Linked DNA regions of Mus musculus: region 2 is linked to region 1. A link is a loop called in an ENCODE intact Hi-C map of the cell type or tissue named here. Cell type or tissue: gastrocnemius. All regions are shown on one strand. Each heading gives the region's core, and the rest is flanking DNA. Links, peaks and the distances in the headings are about the cores only. Region 1 overlaps Stag1 (stromal antigen 1). Region 2 overlaps Nck1 (non-catalytic region of tyrosine kinase adaptor protein 1).

What was found. A loop is a pair of places that touch in the nucleus more often than their neighbours do. Peaks named below come from ENCODE experiments on the same cell type or tissue, not always from the same donor. Only the 100,000 strongest peaks of a DNase experiment are listed, where the experiment ranks them.
Region 2: a loop joins it to region 1, with 4 times the contacts of the local background. A loop is called at or near these places in 14 of 42 quality-filtered maps.

Annotation. Positions count from the first base shown.
Region 1 is chr9:100,913,834-100,921,833 of GRCm38, reverse strand. The region is part of intron 22 of Stag1 (stromal antigen 1); the gene reads right to left. Among named protein-coding and RNA genes, the nearest start is that of Pccb, 120 kb to the left of the region's middle. In gastrocnemius, for the core only: a CTCF peak has its summit at 4,528 (motif pointing right); a DNase peak (open chromatin) is centred at 4,524; H3K27ac peaks cover 1,106 bases.
Region 2 is chr9:100,513,419-100,530,439 of GRCm38, reverse strand. All of the region lies in intron 1 of Nck1 (non-catalytic region of tyrosine kinase adaptor protein 1), which reads left to right. Among named protein-coding and RNA genes, the nearest start is that of Gm46139, 18 kb to the left of the region's middle. In gastrocnemius, for the core only: CTCF peaks have their summits at 9,676 (motif pointing left) and 10,262 (motif pointing left); DNase peaks (open chromatin) are centred at 9,663 and 10,230; H3K27ac peaks cover 1,187 bases.

The DNA of each region.
Region 1 (8,000 bases), core at 1-8,000:
CAAAAAGACCACCAACAGACTGGGAAAGGATCTTTACCTATCCTAAATCAGATAGGGGACTAATATCCAACATATATAAAGAACTCAAGAAGGTGGACCTCAGAAAATCAAATAACCCCCTTAAAAAATGGGGCTCAGAACTGAACAAAGAATTCTCACCTGAGGAATACCGAATGGCAGAGAAGCACCTGAAAAAATGTTCAACATCCTTAATCATCAGGGAAATGCAAATCAAAACAACCCTGAGATTCCACCTCACACCAGTGAGAATGGCTAAGATCAAAAATTCAGGTGACAGCAGATGCTGGCGAGGATGTGGAGAAAGAGGAACACTCCTCCATTGTTGGTGGGATTGCAGGCTTGTACAACCACTCTGGAAATCAGTCTGGCGGTTCCTCAGAAAATTGGACATAGTACTACCGGAGGATCCAGCAATACCTCTCCTGGGCATATATCCAGAAGAAGCCCCAACTGGTAATAAGGACACATGCTCCACTATGTTCATAGCAGCCTTATTTATAATAGCCAGAAACTGGAAAGAACCCAGATGCCCCTCAACAGAGGAATGGATACAGAAAATGTGGTACATCTACACAATGGAGTACTACTCAGCTATTAAAAAGAATGAATTTATGAAATTCCTAGCCAAATGGATGGACCTGGAGCGCATCATCCTGAGTGAGGTAACACAATCACAAAGGAACTCACACAATATGTACTCACTGATAAGTGGATACTAGCCCAAAACCTAGGATACCCACGATATAAGATACAATTTCCTAAACACATGAAACTCAAGAAAAATGAAGACTGAAGTGTGGACACTATGCCCCTCCTTAGAAGTGGGAACAAAACACCCATGGAAGGAGTTACAGAAACAAAGTATGGAGCTGAGATGAAAGGATGGACCATGTAGAGACTGCCATATCCAGGGATCCACCCCATAATCAGCTTCCAAATGCTGACACCATTGCATACACTAGCAAGATTTTACTGAAAGGACCCAGATGTAGCTGTCTCTTGTGAGACTATGCCGGGGCCTAGCAAACACAGAAGTGGATGCTCACAGTCAGCTAATGGATGGATCACAGGGCTCCCAATGGAGGAGCTAGAGAAAGTACCCAAGGAGCTAAAGGGATCTTCAACCCTATAGGTGGAAGAACATTATGAACTAACCAGTACCCCTGAGCTCTTGACTCTAGCTGCATATGTATCAAAAGATGGCCTAGTCGGCCATCACTGGAAAGAGAGGCCGCCCATTGGACACGCAGACTTTGTGTGCCCCGGTACAGGGGAACGCCAGGGCCAAAGGGGGGGAGTGGGTGGGTAGGGGAGTGGGGGTGGGTGGGTAAGGGGGACTTTTGGTATAGCATTGGAAATGTAAATGAGCTAAATACCTAATAAAAAAAAATGAAAAAAAAAATGCACAAATTATCTCAATTAAGATGGAGGCATGAATTTACCACATTGTACCTCAATCTTGTACTAGCCACTGGGCATGTTTATACTGCAGATAATTCATCTTTTATTATGGCAGACGAAAACAATGATAAGAACTGAGATTTAAAATCAACAAATTAATATGTACTATTAACTAAAATACTCAATCTAGTTGCCCCCGAAACGTTACAAGCAGTTAATATCTTTCTTGTCCTCTATGTTAGAAAACTGGAGCTTAAGATGAGGCAACTTACTTATTTTGTCACCAGCAGCTAGAATGAACCAATATTTAAAAATTTAGTATTTAACTCAAAAGATCATCCCTTATACCCAACAATACATACATACATATGGAGAGAGAGAGAGAGAGAGAGAGAGAGAGAGAGAGAGAGAGAGAGAGAGAGAGAGAGAGAGAAACAGAGAACTTTTTTTTTTTTGCTTTTTCGAGACAGGGTTTCTCTGTGTAGCCCTGGCTGTCCTTGAACTCAGAAATCCGCCTGCCTCTGCCTCCCAAGTGCTGGGATTAAAGGCGTGCGTCACCATGCCCGCCACGACTGTGAACTTTTAAGATATATGTGGCTACCAGCTAATCACCATATAACTAACACTTAACAACTGTTAATTATTAGAAAAAGATTCAAACTAAGAAGCCTATAGAAGGAAGGAAAACATATTGCTACATCCCCAAAAAGTATGATAATACATTTAAAAAAATTGGTCTGATAGATAAATACACTCCTTTGTCATTAATTTTGTTGGACAAGATCTCAAGTCCTTGTACTAAAAAGAGATTGTTATGTTTTGTCTAAATATTCTCTGGTATATGTGTGCATATGTATTTGTTTGTGTGCACATATGTATACATAGGCTAGAAGTCAACACTAGATGGTTTTCGCAGTCTTTCACTGAACCTGGCACTCACTGATTTGGTTAGGCTGCCTGACCAGCAAGCTCCAGGGATCTGTCTGTCTGTCTTTGTTTCTCCAGCACTAAGTACAGACACGTTCTTCCATACTCAGTCTTTTAGGTGGTTACAGGGGATCTGAACTTGTGTTTTTGATGGCACAAGAAACATACTACTTTAGTGGCTGAACTATCTCCCCAGTCCGTAAATATTCCTAAAATAGTCTTTGGTCATTGACAAGCTCATAAAAAAATTCCCTTTTACACTGTAACAATTACTTAGGATAGCTCTTTTCACTCTTCACTTATTCTTACTTAGTTCAGGAAATAATATTTCAGTAAGTTAGAGGGTTAAACAGCATCCCATCAGTTGATAGACTAATGAAGCAGAGGAACTCTTAAATTACCCTTCATGGGAGACACTCTACCAGAAAGCAAGAACTAGAGGTCCAGGATTAGGGTTGCAGACACAGTACACTCTGCCTCCCGACCCCTGCAACCCCAAAGTATATGATCTTAATAAAATGCCAAAACCATGAACCACGAGGTTTTACTTTTCTATATTGAAAATGTTTATTTCTGGTTATCAGATAATTTGAAGATATTGGAATTGTATAAAAACTTTAAGCTCAGAATTTGTTATGAACAGTTATATCCAGGTTACTTTCCTTTTCCTTCCCTGTTTAATTTTTTTATTTTGGGAAAGGGTTTCACTGCTATATAGCCTAGGTTGGCCTTGAACTTAGCTTTTCTGAAGGCTAAGTGCTGGAATTGAAGCAAAGTATCAATGGATATAAGACTTGGATCTTTCTTGCCTCTCTTTTCTAGACTAATCATATAATTATTTGTGACTGGACATGGAAAGAACATGAATATTAAACTCTGGTAGTCAAGGAATGACCAAAGGTAAACTTTCAACTAATAGGATAGATTATAAAGTCAGAATTTTCAAAAGCAAAAAGATTGAAATAAAGATTCTAAAAGTAAAATAAATTGTTTATAGTGAAACTTTGTTCCTTTAGGGATAGTTTTTTATCTCTTAATCCTTGCCCCATTTCTCTTGCGTCAGAGTAACTGAAGGTGGAGAGATGCTAGTTATTCTTGTTACTATAGGAATTCTGTGCAAGAATTCAAGTAAGCTATTTCTTCTTCATAGCTACAAAGAAGGAACAGGGGGAACAACAACAACAAGAAAATAAAGAGCCTGCCTTCTTAAAAAAAAAAAAAACAAAACATTTAACTTATTCCGAGGGATGTAATTTGTGGAAAGAAGTACAAGGTTGAAAAGACATGGCCACTCTAGCAGACTTTGCCCTACCCCTCTTTTCTTTGGTCTGTTTAAATATTAAGGTGGAAGATGAAGAGGAGATACTATAGTCATAAATGTAAAGAAAAAACACATTTTAAATCAAGTACCTCGTTAATAATTCAATTTATAGTAATATAAGTAATGTTGGCTTTGACTTAAAGAATTGGGATTAGGGCCAGAGTCCAGTAGTAAAGATTGGACTACAAAGTTATCTAGAGAAACAGGCAGGGTGAGGTAGGATAGCATATTTGTAAGACTATAGAAAACAGAACATGACGGTGTCATATCATAGTACGTTTGGAAGGCAGAAACAGCCAGATCTTTGTGTGTTTAAGGCCAGCCTGGCATGCATAATGAATTCTAGGGTGTCTGCAGCCACACAGAACCTACTTCAAAATAAATAAATAAAAATAGTTTAAAAAGGCATCCATAAGCCGGGCGGTGGTGGCGCACGCCTTTAATCCCAGCACTCCGGAGGCAGAGGCAGAGGCAGGCAGATTTCTGAGTTCAAGGTCAGCCTGGTCTACAGAGTGAGTTCCAGGACAGCCAGAGCTACACAGAGAAACCCTGTCTTGAAAAACCAAAAACCAAAACCAAAACCAAAAAAGTATCCATAAATAAATAAATAATTAAATAGATAGATAAAGGAAGGATGAAAGAGAAAGAAAGAAAAAAAAAACCCCACAGACCACTCAAGTGGAAAAAAAATGGAAATTCTTTATCCTCAGGATGAAAAAGGCAACTCTTTAAGTTCCAACTCTTATTTAGAAGCTTTCTAGCGCTTTTGTACAGGTTCAAAGAGCTAACATAAGAATGATGTTTCTTGTTCAGCAAAGACAGTGAAAGCTGATTGTAGAAACCATCACTAGGGGGCACTGGAGCAAAGAATACCGAACAAGACTTGTGAGCTTGTCAAACAGCTTCAACTCTCAGGCTGACACCCAAGCACACCTATATTTTACAAAAAGGTCTAAAACTGTTTTGCCACAATCTGTTCAAATACTTGACTACAAAAGGTCTATCATCAAATTAAATTATAACTTGATTTAAACTTCAAATATAATTATCATTTAGAATCTCCTGAATAACAGTGTTCTTGACAGGTCAGAAGAAAATCAAATTCAAGAAAAATTTCTCTGTAAAGAAGCAAACTTACATTATATTCTGTAAGCATATTATAATTGTTGACTCAACAATCCTCTTCTAGGTTCATAACAATACATGGAACAATGAACAACACAGAACAAGGTCTTATATGAGAATGGCCATTGTAGTATTAATTCCATAGCACCAAAAAAAAAAAAAAGTTCAAAACTATTCAATTTCAAAAGCATTCGAAATATTCAAGGAGGTAATAAATTCTATGTAACTACAAAATAGACTACTATGCAATTATTAAAAATATCCTTGGGGAGATGGAGAAATGGCTAGGTGTTAAAAGCATGCACTGCTCTTACAGAGGACCTGGGTTTGGTTCGCAGCACTCACATGGTGGGTCATTATCATATATAAATCCAGTTCCAGGTACCTGGTGCCCCTTCAGAAACATAGTGCACATACATACACGTAGGCAAAACATTCAAACACAGAAAATGAAAATAAGCCTTAAAATATTCTTGGGAGATTGTAGATGGTGGATAACAGTCTTCAGAAAATAAGCTAATGAAGGCAGCCATGAGAAAAGCAATGGGTACTTTAAACATCTGGTAGAAGAGCCACACCTAGAACAGCAGTAGTCAAAGTGGGACCAGGGAAAAACCCTCCTTTTCTTAGCACCCCACAGGTATTCAGCACTGACAACCAACTGAGCAGATGCAATAAAATTTAAACATTTTAACAAAATTAAACAAAACTTCTGCTGTCATAGAGTACATCAGACCAAGTACAAGGGGTTTGTACGCTAGAACCCGACAGAAAAAACAAACCACTGGGTTACACTGGAAAAGGAATGATGCAACAGATCTAAGTTCAAGAAGCTGAACACTCAATGGGAACTAGAGTGGCATCAGAATTGTCAGAGATTCCAGGCAAGAACTGCATTGGGGTGTAGAAGGAGCCTTGCAGGTCTGACCAGATCAGAGACTCCCCCTTTAGAAACAACTGCAAGGGTAATAGGAACAACCAAAGGCAAGGCATTGGAGAGAGCGGGGACCACCCATGGAAGAGGACAGCCGAGCAGTAGGAGGAAACTCGATAGTCTAAACAAGAGCCAACAACTAGGCAGTTTTTAATATCCCAAATCTCCACCCAGCTTTCTGCTCTATATTTATCCCATCTGTATTTAATAGGCACAGTCATTTTAGCAGGCCATCTTGGTCCTGGTCTCTTCTTGCCCTACATTTCATTTCCCCCTAAATCCTTCCTTACAGTTGTTACTTTTTTCTTCCCTTCTTTTTGCTTTCTCCTTGCCCAAAGAAAATAGTCTCATATGGTTTACAAGAACCACTAGCCTGAGACACTGGAAACAAGTCTGATTCACATAATCTGTCAGCTCATTTTTATTTCTTCATTTACTTTTAGGCAAAGCTCCTTCATCGCCCTGACTTCTTTTGCCCATACAAGTTCCACTTCCTATTCACGTTTTCTTCCCCTGCTTTCATCACCCCATACTAATCATTAATCATAGTTGTTTTCTTATTTTGTTCTCCTCCACTTATACCCTATAATAACTAATATGCCACTACATATAGTCTTTATCAATATTTCATTATTACTGAAATAACTAACATGTAAAGGATAACTGTTGGACTTAATTATTCTATCTCCAAAATGATTCTACACCTGGATAGTGACTGTTATTACAAGGAATGTCTGGGAGAATAATATGGCGGCCTGATTACCTATCTTGCAGAGAAAGAAAAAAACCAACCCTCAACCTTACTAAAACCTAATGCCAACCCAACATATCATATACTGCAGCCAACATGGTGTTTAACAGAAAAACTTGCAACAGCTGGTCCCAAGCTATTAGTGCTATCTGGGAAGGATTAGGTTGTGTGGTACTACTAAAGAGGAAAGTATGGGGAGTGAGTGGCCTTTGAGAGTAAAAAGCTCTCTGTTTTGTGTTTATAGTTCAAAAAGTGAGCACTCCACCGGTTTTCCTGCTGCATGCCTGCAACCTCATAGCTGTTTCTGCCATTATGAGATCTAGCCTGAGTCAAAATAAACATTGTTTATCAACATATGTTGATTTGATCGTGGTGTTTTACCACCACAACAGAAGTAATATAGTAGTCAACAGAATGAGAGAAAATTTCTATTATCTATACCTCAGACAAAGGATTCATGTCTAGGAAATATAAAGAATTCAAACATAAACATTATCCCACCCCCCAAAACAATAAAACAGTACAGCCAAGAAAATGGGGTGTGTAGTGGAACAGAAAAGAAAATATTCAAAAGAGTAATAAGGATTTTTTTTTTAAAAAAGTGCTCAATATCTTTAGCTGTTATAGGAATGCAAAATAAAACTACTTTGAGGTTTCATCTCATATCTGTCAGAATGGGCAACAAGAAAAGAAACAACAACAAATGTAGTCAAGGGTGTGGTTGTAGGAGTGGTGACAAGTATATCCCATGTGAAATGAGCATGCAGGTTTCTTAAAAAGCTAACAGTAGAATTATCATATGATCCAGATGTATCACTCTTGGTTATATACCCAAAGGGCTCTATTTCCTACTACAGAGATATTTGAATACCAATGTTCATTGCTCTATTCTCAATATCTAGGAAATGGAATGAGTTACAGATCTATCACTTGGTGAGTAATATGAAAATGTGATATATATATATATTCTAATGGAATTTTTATTCAGCTATAAAGAAAAACGGAAATTACAAAATTTGTAGGAAAATGGATGGAACTGGAAAATGTTAATATTCATTAAATAATTCAGGCCCCCAAAGAAAACACGGCTCTTTCTCATATGTGAATTCGTAGAGTTGTATGTTTAACATGGAGTTCAGTAGAGGCTGGGGAGCTAGAAAGGAGCCATGGTTCTGATGGGAAGGCTTTAGGAGGTGGGACAGTGCAACAAATGAAATGCAAAGTAGGGTAGGAGGAAAGTAGAGGATGGAGAGAGCACTGGGGATAAAATGGCTTAACTGGGGATGTTACAGATGCAGGAACTGAAAAAAAAGATGTATAAAAAAAAACCTTAATCTTTTGCAAACTAAAACTAAACTAATTAAAAACTCCAATTTAAAATGGGTCAATAAATGCTTCCAGAAGCCATGAGGTCCAGAGCCAGATTTAAAATACTGCTTTTGAATTGATGAGGGAGGTCCCCAAAACAATATGGTCTTCTGTCACTAGTTTTAGTTGCCTACCAGCATGGTATGAGAAGA
Region 2 (17,021 bases), core at 4,889-12,888, 400 kb after region 1:
ACCTTTCTTTTCAGTATTCTAGTCCATACACATTATATTTAGAAATACTTCTTGAATTCTTTAAAAATTTGTTATTATTGTGTGCATATCTGTGTGTGTGTGTGTGCTCATGAGTGTGTGTATACAGGATGTGTGTGTGTGTGTGTGTGGGGGGGTGGCACATGTGCCAGTTCATGTATAGAAATCAGAGGACAACTTTGTGCAGTAGATTTTCTTCTGTCTCTAAATGGACTGGGGGCATTGAACTCAGTCTCCAGGCTTGTGTGACAAGTGCCTTTATTTATCTGCTGAGTCATTTTGCTGGCCTTTGAAGGCTTAATTACTTGTTTAGCTAGGGTCTCATAACCCTGGTTGGCCTCAAGCTTAATATTCAGCTGTGGGATTACAGGTATGCACCACCATACCTAAGTTTATGTGGTGCTTGGGATCAAACCCAGTGTTTGATCCGCTGGTGGTCAACATTTTGATGAATGGTTGACTCTTGCTTACTTGTAATTTCTGCATTCTAGGCAGAAATTCTAAATTATGCATTCTAGGCAAACACTTCTGACTGGCTGCATTTTCTATTTATATCAGTATATTAGTCAACTGCAGGCTACTACCAGTGATATCTTCACTTGGATTGTTGGGGCCTCCTGGTGTTGTGTTATGGTTATTTTTTTGGTGTTAAATATAAAAATTTTACAGCCTTAAGGTTTTTCTCCCTCTTTTTCTTTTTTAAGATGAGATCTTATTAGTCAAGGCTGTTCTGGAACTCAGGATTCACCTGCTTCAGTTTTAACTACTTTCAAGTATATAGTTTAGTATTACTTATTATATTCATGTTGTAGGGTTTTCATCTTGGTATGAAGACTCTTTACCCATTTAAAAAAAAGTCCCCATTCTGCTATCCCCTAGCAACTACTTTCTTTTTTTTTTTTTTTTAAGATTTTATTTATTATTTATTTTATATGTAAGTACACTGTCGCTGTCTTCAGACACACCAGGAGAGGGAGTCAGATGTCATTAAGGATGGTTGTAAGCCATCATGTGGTTGCTGGGATTTGAACTCAGAACCTTCGGAAGAGCAGTCAGTGCTCTTAACCGCTGAGCCATCTCTCCAGCCCCCGCAACTACTTTCTAATCTGTTTTTTTTTCCTTTCAATAAATTTGTTTAACTTTGCAAGTGGAATAGTAGAGTTACTGTCTTTTTGTGACTGTGTCCTTTGTTAGATTGTGCAAAAGTTCTATTTATAATATTTTTTGGGAACTATACTGTTAAGGTTCAAAAATCACTGAAGGAAGACTCCAGAATCAAGAAGTATGCCAAGGCAAAGAAGTTTGTTCTGCAGAAATTACCGGCATGCAGGGGTCAACCATTCATTAAAATGTAGTCACCAGAGGGGAGCAGGCTCCCCTTCCTGCAGGGCTAGGGGAATTTCCAGAAGGTTAGGTAACCTCTAATATGATTGATTGGGAGCCAGCAAAGCAATGACATTAGTGCATTTTTGATTGGCTGCTATGTTAGTTTCACTATATTTAGTGATACCTTGAAGAATTTTTAGAAACCAGCTCTGTTTTAGCCTTGTTATCCCCTTGAGCCAGTGTCTGAGGAGCTGACTCAGCTCTAGACTTACCCTCCCTAAGTCAGGTCTGTCACTGGTCAACAACAACTTCCTCTAAGGAGCCTAGATTGCTTCCTGGCGAACTGAAAATTTTTATTCCTAAGGTTTTTAGACCTCTCAATAGTGTATGGAGGAATTTTAATCCAGCAACATGGCTGCTCTGCCAAGGGATCACATCCAAAGACCTTCTAGGTCTGTGCTATCTGGCTGGAATGAGTCAGAGAGAGAATAAGTCAACTGTCATGAGGTCAGACAGAAAAGAGAGGCTGCTTCAGAGCAGCACGGGGAGAGAGTGTAGTTCATGGAGTTCAGGGACATTTTTTCCAAGCAGAGCAATCCAGTCAGAAGCTGAGAGAAGCCATTTTGAATCAGTTAGCTTAGAAAGGAGTTTGAGCCAGAACAGCGGATTTGAACCAGACAGCCAGGGTTCAGAGAGAGCTAGAAAGAGAGAGTTTATCCAGCAGTAAGTCTTGAAGGCTGAGACATTCTAGGCCTAGGTTAGCAGACGGGATCTGGAAGCTGAAGCCTTCTAGGTTCAGAGCTGCAGAAGATGAGAGAGTATGGAAACTAGAAGCCTTCAGGCCTAGGAACACTCTGGGCTCAGCTCAGGTCGAGTGTTTGCACAGCTTGGCTCTCATCACTTCACCTGAGGAAATAAAAGCAACATTTACAATAATGTTTCAGAGTTATTGTAATAATTTTAGGCTATCAATAATGTACCTCCTGTTAGATTTGTTTTGTTTTTGTTTTTTTGTTTTTTGTTTTTTGTTTTTTGTTTTTTTTTTTTGAGACAGGGTTTCTCTGTGTAGCCCTGGCTGTCCTGGAACTCACTTTGTAGACCAGGCTGGCCTTGAACTCAAAAATCCACCTGCCTCTGCCTCCCGAGTGCTGGGATTAAAGACGTGAGCCACCACACCCGACTTAGATTTGTATTTTTTAATTAGAAAAATATAATTTCTCTTTTTTTAAAAAATTAGGCAATATTCTTTTTGTTGTTGCTGTTGTTTTTGTTTTGTTTTGGGGTCAGGGTTTCTCTGCATAACAGCCCTGGCTGTTCTGGAACTCTCTTTGTAAACCAAGATGGCTTCAAACTCAGAGATTCAAGTCCTCTAGGAGCCAGGAGGAGGAGGGAGTGGGGACTTAATGGAAAAGAGTTTTTCATACCAAGATGAAAAAGTAAAGGAGACCTACTCTTCTACAGTATGAATATACATTTTTATTTTTCTTCAGAACTCTAGTTTAGGCTGACTGTAACTCACTGTAGCCCCTGGCCATAAACTCATGGCAGTCATTCTGCCTCCTCCAGGTATTGGATTATAGGCATGAGCCATGATGCTTTTTGGCTTAATCAGTCTTTTTTTTTTTTTTTTTAATCTCTTTATTAGCTTTTAAAAAATTATTTTACACACCAGCTAGAGAAATGTTTTTAAGATTTCTATATTAGGTTATGATTCATTACTGAGTCCAACAAGCCACAAATCTTAGTGACAACACAGGATTTCATACTACTTTCAGATATCACTGTTGTCTGAGGTGTGTGTTGAGGTAACTTTGCTCCATGCACTTACTTAGAGACATAAGCTCTTCTGTCTTTTTATGTTACCACCACAATCAGCAATGGCTTCTGATGTTGATTTGAAAATGGAAATGTGATAGGAAGACTTAAGGTACTGGATTGGAAGTGGTATTTATCGCTTTTATCCATATTGTATTGGTCCTAGCCAAGTCATGTTTTCTTTGTAGAAATTTATGCATTTCTAAAAAATGTAGGATAGCAGTAAGCTGATGAGGAGAGCATAGATATTAATGAATGATAGCAGTAGCTGTAATGGTGGGTATTCAGTTATGACTTCCTCCCTTAAAATCCTTTTGAGCATATGTATATGTATTCTTGTGTGTGTGTCACACATACTCGTACACACTTGTGCATGTGGAGGCCAGAGGCTGATGTTGGATAGTTTCCTTTATTGTTATCGTCCTTATTTATTTGAAGTGGGGTCTCTTACTGAACTAGAAACTCACTGAATCAGTAGACTGGCTGGTCAGTAAACCAGAGATCCTTCTGCCTTCATGTCCTCAGAACCGAGAGATTACAAATACACACTACTTTGTCCTTTTTTTAAATTTTTATTTATTTATTTTTAAAATATGGGTGCTGGGATCTGAACTCAGATCTGCATTTATGTTTTGTGCATCCTACTGAATGAACCATTTCCCCAGCACCCAGTCTTCGTCTTTTAATTCAAGCATTATATCTACAGGGGTATTATTGAAAGCTATAGTCTGACTCCTTTCTTGTTTGCTTGTTTGTTCACCTAAGAAGTTTGCTGCCTTACTAAGTTAAGGATGTGTGATTCTTTGTTGCTGTACTTTTCTTGCCAGGAAGTTATAGATGCTGAGCCATTAAGCATCTATAAGCTGGTGGCTGCTGAGGGGAGGTTTGGCCAGGCTAGTGGTGAGTAGGAACATTGGTACCTGAATTGCTCTTCTGAAGCCATAGCCCCATACAGTAGCTAGCTGCTGGTGGAGATAGCCCCAACATCTGTCAAGTATAGACGTGAGGTGGGATCTGAGAAATGTGTAGATGTGTAGTGGTGTGTACAGAGGCTTAGGGTTGTAAGCTCTGTCAGCAGTGATTGCTAACAGGCTGTCCTGTTCCTGAACTCCAGCTGAATGGTACCACAAGCATTCACACACGTAGCCAGGTAGAGCTCTGGTAACTGACCTGATGACTTGTTTGGTGAAGTGGACACTTTTTGCTCAGCAATATAGCCAACAAATTGTAAGGGCAGATTGCTTCAATATTGGCACAGTTCTTAACCAAAAATATGTAGACCCGTGAACATCTAAGTCAATTCTGATGTGAACTACATACAAATAGACTCAGAGTGAATACCATCCAGATACTTGGACTCAAATGACAGCAGTTTAACAATGGTGTGTGTGTGTGTGTGTGTGTGTGTGTGTGTGTGTAACAGAATTCCCACAATGGTTAGTTCTCTTGATTATATCACACAGATCCCATGTCACGTCTGCTTTTACCTTTTCTTGGTATTCGCATTGCCTTTTTAAGTACTTCAGTGTGTTTGTTTTCTTTTGAATATTTTGATCTATTATTGGCTCCTAAAAGAGTATAACAGAAAAATGGAGGGAGAATGAAGAGAGAGAGAGAGAATATGAATTCTTTAAATTTCCTTCAATCTGAGAAGGAAGTACATTTGGGAGAAATGGAATGTATGACTGCCAAGGTATTGAGCAGGTAGTCACTGCCCGCAGAATGAGCTGAAATCAACTCAGATTAGCAATACCTTGTATTTCATAACTTTGCACTGAAGTTGCCTTGTACTGGTCTCTATTTAGGATTCCCTGAATAGATCAGACCAGACCAGATTATGCTAGTGCTAATCTAGGTTTGGAGACATTCTTGTGACTTCCTCTTTTGCCACCTTCCTAGAATTTTCTCATGACTTTAGTTTCTCTCGTGTTGAAAGAGTTCTTGTCTTTGTAGAGTTTTAAGGACCACAAAAATAATAAGTTCATTGTAACTCAAGGCAAATTCATTTGAAACTTCATTCAGTTTAACTCTCAAGGCCACTTAGTAAATAGTAAAGGAAAAATTCACGTTTCCAGCTAACTTTTTCTAAAAATGACAATTAAATTCTTCCAAATAGAAGAAAGTGAGACTGGGAACAGGAGACCACTTAAAGGATGCTTCATTATCTTAGTAAGCTGCTTGGCTCCTTATGTATATGGCCAGAATGCTGTTACTGTACATTCACTTGAATCCTGTTAAAAGGATACAAGGGCAGCGAGTTGAGAGGGAGGTGACTGAATAGGGTTTATTAATCCAGATCATTGGCTTGGTCATACAGTTAACTGGGTTTAGGGTGGGTTGCAACAGGAAATTTCTAAGAAAGGCAAATGGAGGTGTCTGACAGAGGAGTAGTGCTGTGAAACGTGCTAGGATTTTAAAGTAATAATAGACCAGTTCCCTATACATGTAATTAATAAGTCATAGAATGTATAGGTGTGTGTGTGTGTGTGTGTGTGTGTGTGTGTGTGTGTGTATACACATCGATGCTGGTGCTTGCGAAAACCAGAGGTGTTGGATCCCTTGGAGCTGATGTTAATAGGCAAATGTTAGCCACATGATATGGGTGTTGGGAGCTAAACTCTGGTTCTTTGCAAGAATGATGTATGCTCTTAACTGTTGAGTTGTCTTGCCAATCCTGGAATTTATATTAAAAAGTGTTTTTAGTAATTCTTTCAGAATTTCATACATTGTATTTTGAACATTTTCATCCCTCTTGCACATCTCCTCCCATACCCACAAGCCATATCCACCCAACTTTGTGTCTTCACCTTTTTTTTTTTTTAAACCCATGAAGTCATGTTAGTACTACCTATCTACTACACTGAGTTATATGGCCTTCCACTGGCACTAGTTAGACCACCTAGGGGCCACATCCTTAAAACTAAAACCACCCTTTCCTGGTAGCTGTCATTTACCAATAGTTCCTCAATAGGTTTAGGACTTTGTGTCCCTCCCCTCCACATTGAGATTTTGTTTGGCTTGAGCTTGTGCAGATCTTGTGCGTGTTGTTACGACTGCCATGAATTCATATGCAGCTGCCATATTGTGTCTGGAAAACCAGTTTCCTTGTATATTGCCTCTGGCTTTTGCAGTCTTTCTGTCCCCTCTTCTTCCATAACCCTTGAGCCTTGGTGAGATAGTAAGTCTGAGGTTAGGGTATCAGCAGAGTTCTTGAGAGCCTCCTCTTCTGTATGTTAACTTTCCTCCTGTCTTGGGCTTCTGGATAACTGCTTTCTCTTTAAGTGAACCAAACTTCTCTTACAGGAACACCAGTCATACTGGATAAGGGCCTGTTGGTAAACTCATTTATCTCATTTACATTCTGAAGCTACCCAGATAGCCATATTCTAAGGTGCTGGGGCTTGGATTTCAACATAGGATTTGTGTGTGTGTGTTGAGGATTGTCTCCAGCTTTACATGTGAAATTTTAAGTAGAAGTAATTCAGTGTTCCTTGTTGGTAAATTTGTTCTTGTTTTGAGATGGGTCTCTTTTAACTCATCCTGGCTTTAAACTAAGGATGATCTTGGATCCTCTGTCTCTACCTCCCCAGTTCTGGAACTACAGGCATGTGCTACTACATCTGGTTTTATGTGGTGATGATGATTGAGCTCAGCAGAGCTTCATGCTCTAGGCAGGCGATATACCCAGAGCTACATCCTTGACCCCATCAGTTATTTTTATCTCATTCAGAACACTTTAAAATGGATGTAGTCAATTGTGATTCTATTTTGTTTCTTAGCCATCCAGTAACCTAAGGATTAGGGTAATAACTCTTTAACTAATAACTAATGTCTTATATTAATGCAATTCTTTGTTATACATTTTCACAGTTTGTATTATAATTGTATGATTGTAATTTACTTTAGCAAGATTGTTTACTATTTTACTGGTTGCTCCTTTAGTTATTATAAAACATAATCCTCTCTTCAGATTCCAGAATTGGTATGTTCTTTTATTTATTGTTTTTTATGTGCATTGGTGTTATTGCCTGCATGTCTGTCTGTCTGTGTGTGAGAGGATGTCAGGACTGGAGTTAGGGATAGTTGAGAGAAGCCATGCAGAAGCTGGGTCCTTTCTGTGGCAGAGCAGCCCCTGAGCCATCTCTCCAGCCCGAGAGGATGTAATCTTGGGTAAATTTATTTTAATTCAGAGAGGATAGAAAGTAAGATTTTGTGATGACTGACAAAATCATCATATAGGGAATGTGTTACTCTTGTGTTAGTCTAAGGCGTGTATAAATGAGTTGAAGAAACAGGAGTTTCACTAGAATTCCTTTTATTAGCAGAATACTTGATTTCTCTTCCTTTGTTTTCAGAACTTGGTTTGTTCTCCTAGTGTACATTTATTCAGTTAATATTTGTTGAATGAACAAGTGAATTTTATATGCACAATACCCTTTTACTTTTTCATCTTTCTTGTTTTCTCATCTTGGTTATGTATCCAAAGTAATCATTCAAACCTGAATAAAATATGATAAAATTGTTCCCTATCTTTAAAAGAACCTAATCGTGCTGAGCATGGTGATACAGGTCTAAAATTTCTGCATTTGGGATTGGAGGTAGGAATATCAGTAGTTCAAAGCCAAGATCATCCTCACCTATATAGTGAGTTTTAAGGCCAGCCTGGGCTACATGTGATTACAACTGACCAAACAATAAGAAAATAAAACCAAACCAAACTCAACAAAACAACTTGATTTAATCCTCTATTTCTGATGTGCTTCTAATTTTTGTTTTGTAAGTAGTAGAGTGTTTCATTAGTTAGAATATTTAGCAATATAAACTATATGATGTTGTGGCTTAAAATGTTGATTACAGTAATCTTGTAAATTTCCTTCTCTTTATGCCTGCTGTAGCATATCAAAGTTATTGTTGATTTTTCTCCTTTCATAGTTCACTGAGAGATTGTAACCCATCTAAACTTCCTGACTTAGTTACTTGGGTACTGTTACTTAGCTGATTCTTATCAGAAACAGGAAATTGTCAAGTGATGAGTTAAAGCACAGCAGACTGTATGTGTAACTAGCATGGTAGATTTCCCTGTAGATGTCCCCCCCCCCCTTCCTCCGCCACTAGTTGTTTTCAGACAGGAACATCTAACTTGCCAAAAAAGGGTCCCATTGCTCATGACCTATGCCAATGGCAAACATTCTCCTTCCTCAGCGTTTCCTGGTTAGATGGTTTGATAGCCTTTCTTTGAGACAGGGTCTCATTGAGTAGCCCTGGCTGTCCTGGGACTTTCTATATAGACCAGGTTGGTCTTGAATTCAGAGATCTGCCTGTGTCTCTTTTGAGTACTGGGGTTAAGGGCATTTGAGATCACAAGTGACTGTCTTGACAAACTTAATATTAGGTGTTCTTAATTAATTTATAGAAATAGGTGAAGTATAGATATTTTGGTCTGGTGTACTCATTGATTTAGATTTGTAGTTGACTAAGGGATCTATAAAGACAAGGCAATTTTATAATAGTAGGATGCTAGTTTCTCTTTTACTATGAATATTTAGTTGTCTCCAAATTTGATGGCTGTCACAAAAAGTATGAACAGTTGGAAGGTATATAAAATTTAGTGAGTATTGAATAACAATATAAGATTATGTATGTGGGAGACTGATTCTGTGTTTTAAGTCATCTTGGTAGCTGTTTGGTTCCATACTTAGTTGATTTACATACAGTAAAGCCCTTTTTGGTGTAACTAAGTATTAAAATACAAGCCAGTCAAAGAGACAGGCATAATTATATTGGAAAGAATAGGGGTCTAATTAAAAGAAAATCTCTCCTCAAAGTGCTTGTAGCAGTCCAGTGTTAAACGGGAAAAGAAACACAGGCAAGGACTGGGGGTTTTCATTGAGGCAATCCAGGCCCTCTATGCTTCAGACCATTCATTATCTGAGGTACAGACAGATAAAGCTATGTGGTTGCTTTTGCTTTAAAATGTTTATTTAACCTGTTGTTGAGTTCCAAGGTAAGTAAATTTGTGAGTGAGTGTGTTTGTGTGTGTGCTCCTCAGAAGCTGTCCTGAGGAGTTTATGACAGCACCTTTTACCAATCTGGAATGCACTAATTGCACTAGGCTGGCTGACCCTGGAGATCTGCCTTTGTCTCTGCCTTCCCAGAGCTGGGATTACAAGTACACCACCATTTCCATTTCTGCTTTTTCTTTTTACATGGGTTCTGTGGTTTGAACTCAGGTCCTCATGTCTGCAGGAGGCAAACTATGTTTAGAGCTCTCTCCCTCTCCACTACTATTCCATTTCTATGAGAATTGGCCCTATCATCTCCCCACCCCCTCATCCCAGATCCCTCTTAGAGCACTGTATTATCTAGTTAGCTGTTTATTGCTGTGTTTGTACATAGATTCAGTTAAGGACACTTGGAAGCATGTAATTAAAAAGGAGCATGCTGATGTCCTGGAAAGGAATTCCAGTAGCAGAACACAGGAAGGCACCAACATTGGGACACAGCTAATAGCGCCACCTGGTGGAAGTATAGGTGAATGTTTAAGAACTCCTTTCACGTGAATTTTCCTAGTTTTTGTTTTCTCTTGGGAGTGCTGAGAGTTCAGTTCAATTTTGACTTTACTTCCCTCTTGCCAGTCATCCTGTGCTTTGATCCCTCTTAGTGAGATAGGCATGTTCCTGTAGATAATCTTAACTCATGTTGTGTGGGGATGTGATATGGACAGTAGTATGTGTTTAAAAAAAAAAGCAAATTTTAGCTAAATTTGATAGATGAGGTTTAGAAAACTTAGGCTAAGTTTAAGCAAAAGGGTGTTGAACAGAGGGTGTAGCCAGGTGTGCATGCCTTTAATCCCAGCACTTGGGAGACAGAGACAGAAAGCACTCTGGAAATTCAAGGCAAACCTGGTCAGCGAAGCAAGAACTACATAATAGAGAAACCCTGCCTCAGAACAAAACAACAAATAATAGGCCATAGTTACAAGTTAATATTGAGAGTGCTGGAGAGATGGTTCAGAGGTTAAGAACACTGCCCTTCCAGTCTGAGTTCAATTCCTGGCAACCACATGGTGGCTCACAACCATCTGTAATGGGATCCGATGCCCTCTTGTGGTGTGTTTGAAGACAGCAACAGTGTACTCACATAAAATAAATAAATCCTTTTTTAAAAATAAGTTTAGTTCTGTCAGAACATTTAAGAGAATTTGTTTAGAGTCCTTTTTTATGTAAACCAATGAATTACCGTTGTGGGGGAAAGCATATCTTTTTTTTTTTTTTTGAAGGTAGTTCTTTCTTTCTTTTTTTTTTTTTTTATTACGTATTTTCTTCAATTACATTTCCAATGCTATCCCAAAAGTCCCCCACCCTCTCCCCACCCATTCCCATTTTTTGGCCCTGGCGTTCCCCTGTACTGGGGCATATAAAGTTTGCCTGACCAATGGGCCTCTCTTTCCAGTGATGGCCAACTAGGTCATCTTTTGATACATATGCAGCTAGAGTCAAGAGCTCTGGGGTACTGGTTAGTTCATAATGTTGTTCCACCGATAGGGTTGCAGATCTCTTTAGCTCCTTGGATACTTTCTCTAGCTCCTCCATTGGGGGCCGTGTGATCCATCCAATAGTTGACTGTGAGCATCCACTTCTGTGTTTGCTAGGCCCCGGCCTAGTCTCACAAGGGACAGCTATATCACCGTCCTTGCAACAAAGGCTTGCTAGTGTATGCAATGGTGTCATCGTTTGGAGGCTAATTATGGGATGGATCCCTGGATATGGCAGTCTCTAGATGGACCATCCTTTTGTCTCAGCTCCAAACTTTGTCTCTGTAACTCCTTCCATGGGTGATTGTTTCCAATTCTAAGAATGAGCAAAGTGTCCACACTTTGGTCTCTCGTTCTTCTTCAGTTTCATATGTTTTGCATATTGCACCTTATATCTCGCTATACTAAGTTTCTGGGTTAATATCCACTTATCAGTGAGTACATTTCATTTGAGTTCTTTTGTGATTGGGTTACCTCACTCAGGATGATGCCCTCCAGGTCCAACCATTTGGCTAGGAATTTCGTAAATTCATTCTTTTTAATAGCTGAGTAGTACTCCATTGTGTAAATGTACCACATTTTTTGTATCCATTCCTCTTTTGAGGGACATCTGGGTTCTTTCCAGCTTCTGGCTATTATAAATAAGGCTGCTATGAACATAGTGGAGCATGTGACCTTCTTACCGGTTGGGACATCTTCTGGATATATGCCCAGGAGAGGTATTGCAGGATCCTCCGGTAGTACTATGTCCAATTTTCTGAGGAACCGCCAGACTGATTTCCAGAGTGGTTGTACAAGCTTGCAATCCCACCAACAATGGAGTAGTGTTCCTCTTTCTCCACATCCTCGCCAGCATCTGCTGTCACCTGAATTTTTGATCTTAGCCATTCTGACTGGTGTGAGATGGAATCTCAGGGTTGTTTTGATTTGCATTTCTCTGATGATTAAGGATGTTGAACATTTTTTCAGGTGTTTCTCAGCCTTTCGGTATTCCTCAGGTGAGAATTCTTTGTTCAGTTCTGAGCCCCATTTTTTAATGGGGTTATTTGATTTTCTGGAGTCCACCCTCTTGAGTTCTTTATATATATTGGATATTAGTCCCCTATCTGATTTAAGATAGGTAAAGATCCTTTCCCAATCTGTTGGTGGTCTTTTTGTCGTATTGACGGTGTCTTTTGCCTTGCAGAAGCTTTGCAGTTTCATGAGGTCCCATTTCTCAAGCCATTGCTGTTCTATTCAGGAATTTTTTCCCTGTGCCTATATCTTCGAGACTTTTCTCCACTTTCTCCTCTATAAGTTTCAGTGTCTCTGGTTTTATGTGAAGTTCCTTGATCCACTTAGATTTGACCTTAGTACAAGGAGATAAGTATGGATCGATTCGCATTCTTCTACATGATAACAACCAGTTGTGCCAGCACCAATTGTTGAAAATGCTGTCTTTCTTCCAATGGATGGTTTTAGCTCCCTTGTCAAAGATCAAGTGACCATAGGTGTGTGGGTTCATTTCTGGGTCTTCAATTCTATTCCATTGGTCTACTTGTCTGCCACTATACCAGTACCATGCAGTTTTTATAACAATTGCTCTGTAGTAAAGCTTTAGGTCAGGCATGGTGATTCCACCAGAGGTACTTTTATCCTTGAGAAGAGTTTTTGCTATCCTAGGTTTTTTGTTATTCCAGATGAATTTGCAGATTGCTCTTTCTAATTCGTTGAAGAATTGAGTTGGAATTTTGATGGGGATTGCATTGAATCTGTAGATTGCTTTTGGCAAGATAGCCATTTTTACAATGTTGATCCTGCCAATCCATGAGCATGGGAGATCTTTCCATCTTCTGAGATCTTCTTTAATTTCTTTCTTCAGGGACTTGAAGTTTTTATCATACAGATCTTTCACTTCCTTAGTTAGAGTCACGCCAAGATATTTTATATTATTTGTGACTATTGAGAAGGGTGTTGTTTCCCTAATTTCTTTTTCAGTCTGTTTATTCTTTGTGTAGAGAAAGGCCATTGACTTGTTTGAGTTAATTTTATATCCAGCTACTTCATCGAAGCTGTTTATCAGGTTTAGGAGTTCTCTGGTGGAATTTTTAGGGTCACTTATATATACTATCATATCATCTGCAAAAAGTGATATTTTGACTTCATCTTTTCCAATTTGTATCCCCTTGATCTCCTTTTGTTGTCGAATTGCTCTGGCTAGGACTTCAAGTACTATGTTGAATAGGTAGGGAGAAAGTGGGCAGCCTTGTCTAGCCCCTGATTTTAGTGGGATTGCTTCAAGCTTCTCACCATTTACTTTGATGTTGGCTACTGGTTTGCTGTAGATTGCTTTTATCATGTTTAGGTATGGGCCTTGAATTCCTGATCTTTCCAAGACTTTTATCATGAATGGGTGTTGGATCTTGTCAAATGCTTTTTCCGCATCTAACGAGATGATCATGTGGTTTTTGTCTTTGAGTTTGTTTATATAATGGATTACATTGATGGATTTTCGTATATTAAACCATCCCTGCATCCCTGGAATAAAACCTACTTGGTCAGGATGGATGATTGCTTTAATGTGTTTTTGGATTCGGTTAGCGAGAATTTTATTGAGGATTTTTGCATCGATACTCATAAGGGAAATTGGTCTGAAGTTCTCTATCTTTGTTGGATCTTTCTGTGGTTTAGGTATCAGAGTAATTGTGGCTTCATAGAATGAGTTGGGTAGAGTTCCCTCTACTTCTATTTTGTAGAATAGTTTGTGCAGAACTGGGATTAGATCTTCTTTGAAGGTCTGGTAGAACTCTGCACTAAACCCATCTGGTCCTGGGCTTTTTTTGGCTGGGAGACTATTAATGACTGGGAAAGCATATCTTACATCTAAAATTTCAAAAAACAAATAGAAAGTAGGGAAGGAGCAGTCTTGAAAATTTCAAGTTAATTATTTCTTAGAATTTAATTTTCTGAGATTTTAATGGTACAGAATTGGTAGAATTGCAATTTAGGAATTAAGTTGTATTTCTTTTCTTTTCTTTTTTTTTTTAATAGAGACAACATCTTTCTTTAAAATTCCCTAGATATATATCATGAAATGGAAAGTCTTTGAACACATTACTGTAAGAATCTTTGTTTATAAGCTAAAAACATATATATACATATATATATACACACACATATATATACACACACATATATATACACACTCATACATGATTATAACTTTAAAGACATTTTATTTACTTTTAAGAATTTCATATGTAAATACTAATACAGTGGTTTTGTTTTGAAAAAATGTTTTTAATGTGTATGGGTATTTTACCTGCAAGTATGTCTTTGCACCATGGACTTGTTTGGTGCCTATGTAGGTCAGAAGGTGTAGGACCCTCTGTGTGGGTTCTGGGACTAGAACCCAGATCCTCTGCAAGAATAAGTGCTCATAACTGATGAGCTATCCCTCCAGCCCTTACTTTGAAATGAGGGTGAATAAAGCAAATTTAGTTATGTTCTACGCCAAGTTAAGAAACTCATGATTGGCTATTATATTGGAGCCTGTTTATAACTTAAATTGCCCTTACACAAACTATTACCCTACCCTAGTTTTAAAAATTATGAGCAAATATAACCCCTAAATATTATAAAATTTCATTGATTTATAGTTTCTCTAAATTATTGGTCTATGTTAGGTGAAAATGTATTTTAAGTAGTCTCTGTAGGGAGGTTTGCATCCTGATGCACATGACATGGCATATGTGTGGAAGTCAGAGGACAACTCTTTGGAATTGATTTCTCTTCTTCTCATTTAAGTAGTTATAGTTAGTAAGTTAGTTTGAGACAGGATCCTCCTGTGTAGTTCTGGCTAGTCTAGAACTTTTATTATGGTGACCTTCCTGCCTCTATCTCCCACATGCTTTGATTATAGGCCAAACTCATGATGGGGGATGCACTATAGGAAAGATGAATCTAGTTTCTTCAGAAAAGAACATGGAAGAGTAAAGAAAAAGAATGGCAAAGAGACATAAAATATACTAGCTAGAGAGAATTTTGAAGGTTCAAGGCCAACCTGGGCAGCTTTACTGAGACCCTGTCTCAAAAGCTTTTAAACACACATTGATGTGGTTCATTGGTAAAATGTACTTTGTATGTGGGAGGCCCTGGATTCTAGTACCACCATCAATCACCACCAACAAAAAAAAGTAAATGCATTTTAGTTTTGTTGATTTTTTACTTTACCTGGTTATTTATGTGTATACATTTGAAAATATTGCTTAGTAAGTGTTATAGGTTTCACCAGACTATTTTAAGCTTCTGACCCTCAGAAAAAAAAACCTGTAAGATAATAAATTTGTGTTTTCTAAAATTACTAAATGTTAACGAGTTACAGCAGCAATACACTAAGTGCTAAATGTGCTAATTTTTGTTTTATGTTTGAACTTTATTTTGAGATAATTCTAAATCCACATGTAATGTAAGAAACCTTAGAATTTACTGAAAGACCAAGTTATTCTAGTGGTAACACCTGGCAGAATTATAGTACAGTATCACAATCAGACTATTAATGTTGACACAGTCAACAGACAGTGTATTTCTTTTATGAAGAAAAAAAAATCTGTCATGTTGCTGATTTGTCGCTGCTGTGATTTCTAAGCCCCTCAAAAGTCTGTGTGTTAAAAGTCTTGCTTTCTTGCTGGGCAGTGGTGGCGCACGCCTTTAATCCCAGCACTTGGGAGGCAGAGACAGGCGGATTTCTGAGTTCAAGGCCAGCCTGGTCTACAGAGTGAGTTCCAGGACAGCCAGAGGCTACACAGAGAAACCCTGTCTTGGAAAACCAAAAAAAAAAAAAAAAAAAAAAAAAAAAGAAGGCTTGCTTCCCAGCCCTCGGTGCTGTTGGGAAGTGATGGGCCCTTGAAGTGCTGAGGCCTAGGGAGAGATCTTTGGGTCATTTTGAGGCTGGAGGGAGGATATGTTCTCTCAGAGGCTTAGCTCCCTTCCTTTCTCTTTTGCTTCTTAACCATAAAATAAGTGGCTCTGTTCCTTCATGGCACCAATACTAGCTAATTATGGGCTAACTCAAAATTGTGAGCCAAGATGTTTGAGCTCAACATAAGTTCTCTCAGTTTTTTGTTTGTTTGTTTGTTTTTAGTGGTCAGAGAAAGCTCTGACTAACAAAACCATCATACCCACAATTCTCTTGTCCCCATTTTCTCCTTTTTCTTTTAATTTTTAAAAAAAATTTATGTGCATTGGTGTTACTTGCATATATGTCTGTGTGAGGGTGTATGGTCCTCTGGAGCTGGAGTTAATAGACAGTGGCGAGTTGCCATGTAGGTGCTGGGAATTAAACCCAAGTCTTTTGGAAGGGAATCAGTGCTCTTAACTGCTGAGCCATCTCTCCAGCCCCCTTCCCATTCTCTCATAGCTTTGGTAATTTCTCTCTAGTCACTAGCTCTAGTTCTGTAACATATCATTCTAAGAATTTTATGTAAATGGAGTCAGAGTTAGCAGTCATCATTACTGGCTTTTTTCCACTCCCTGTAATTCCCTTAGAACTTTATCCAGGTTTTGTGGATCAGTCTTGCTCACTTTGGTATGGCTTTACTAGTTTTTTAAGGCAGTCGTTTGTTAAAGGATATTTGTATGGCTCTTTTTGAATATTGGATAAAGGCTTGGTACAAACTTTTGAACGCAAGTTTTATTTGTTTTATTGAAACACTCAGGATGGGAAGAGTGTGTGGTGGTTGCATGTTTAGTGTTAGTAGAAACTGACAGTCTTCTATCATATCTGTAGCATTTTATTTTTTATCAGCTTCATATTAATGAGCCAGTTTCAGCATACTTGTCTGAGCATTTAGTATTATTAGTTTTGTAAGTAACTGTTTTGATAGGTATATTATGTAGTGACATCTTAATGTGACTTTAATAGCTAATAAATATCTTCTTAGGTACTGATGCCACCTCTACAGATTCTTCAGTGGATGAATTGTTTACACACACACACACACACACACACACACACACACACACACACCTTCTTTTTTTGACAGTATCTTCCTGTTTAGCTCTGTCTGGCTAGTCTAGAATTTGCTATGTAGATTCTGGTCTATTTCATTATGACACCTGTTTCTCTTGAAGATTTCTTCTTTGACATGCGGATTATTCAGAATTGTATTGTTTATCTTCATTAAGGATACTTTCCTATTATCTGTATTAGTTTGGTGGTTTTTTTTTTTTTAGTGTTGGTGTTTTTGCTAAAATAAATACTTAAAGCTTAGGCAGTTTATAAAGAAAAGATGTTTATTTAACTCTTTGTTTTAGAAGCTGAAAGAATAAATTTATACAGCCCCATTGG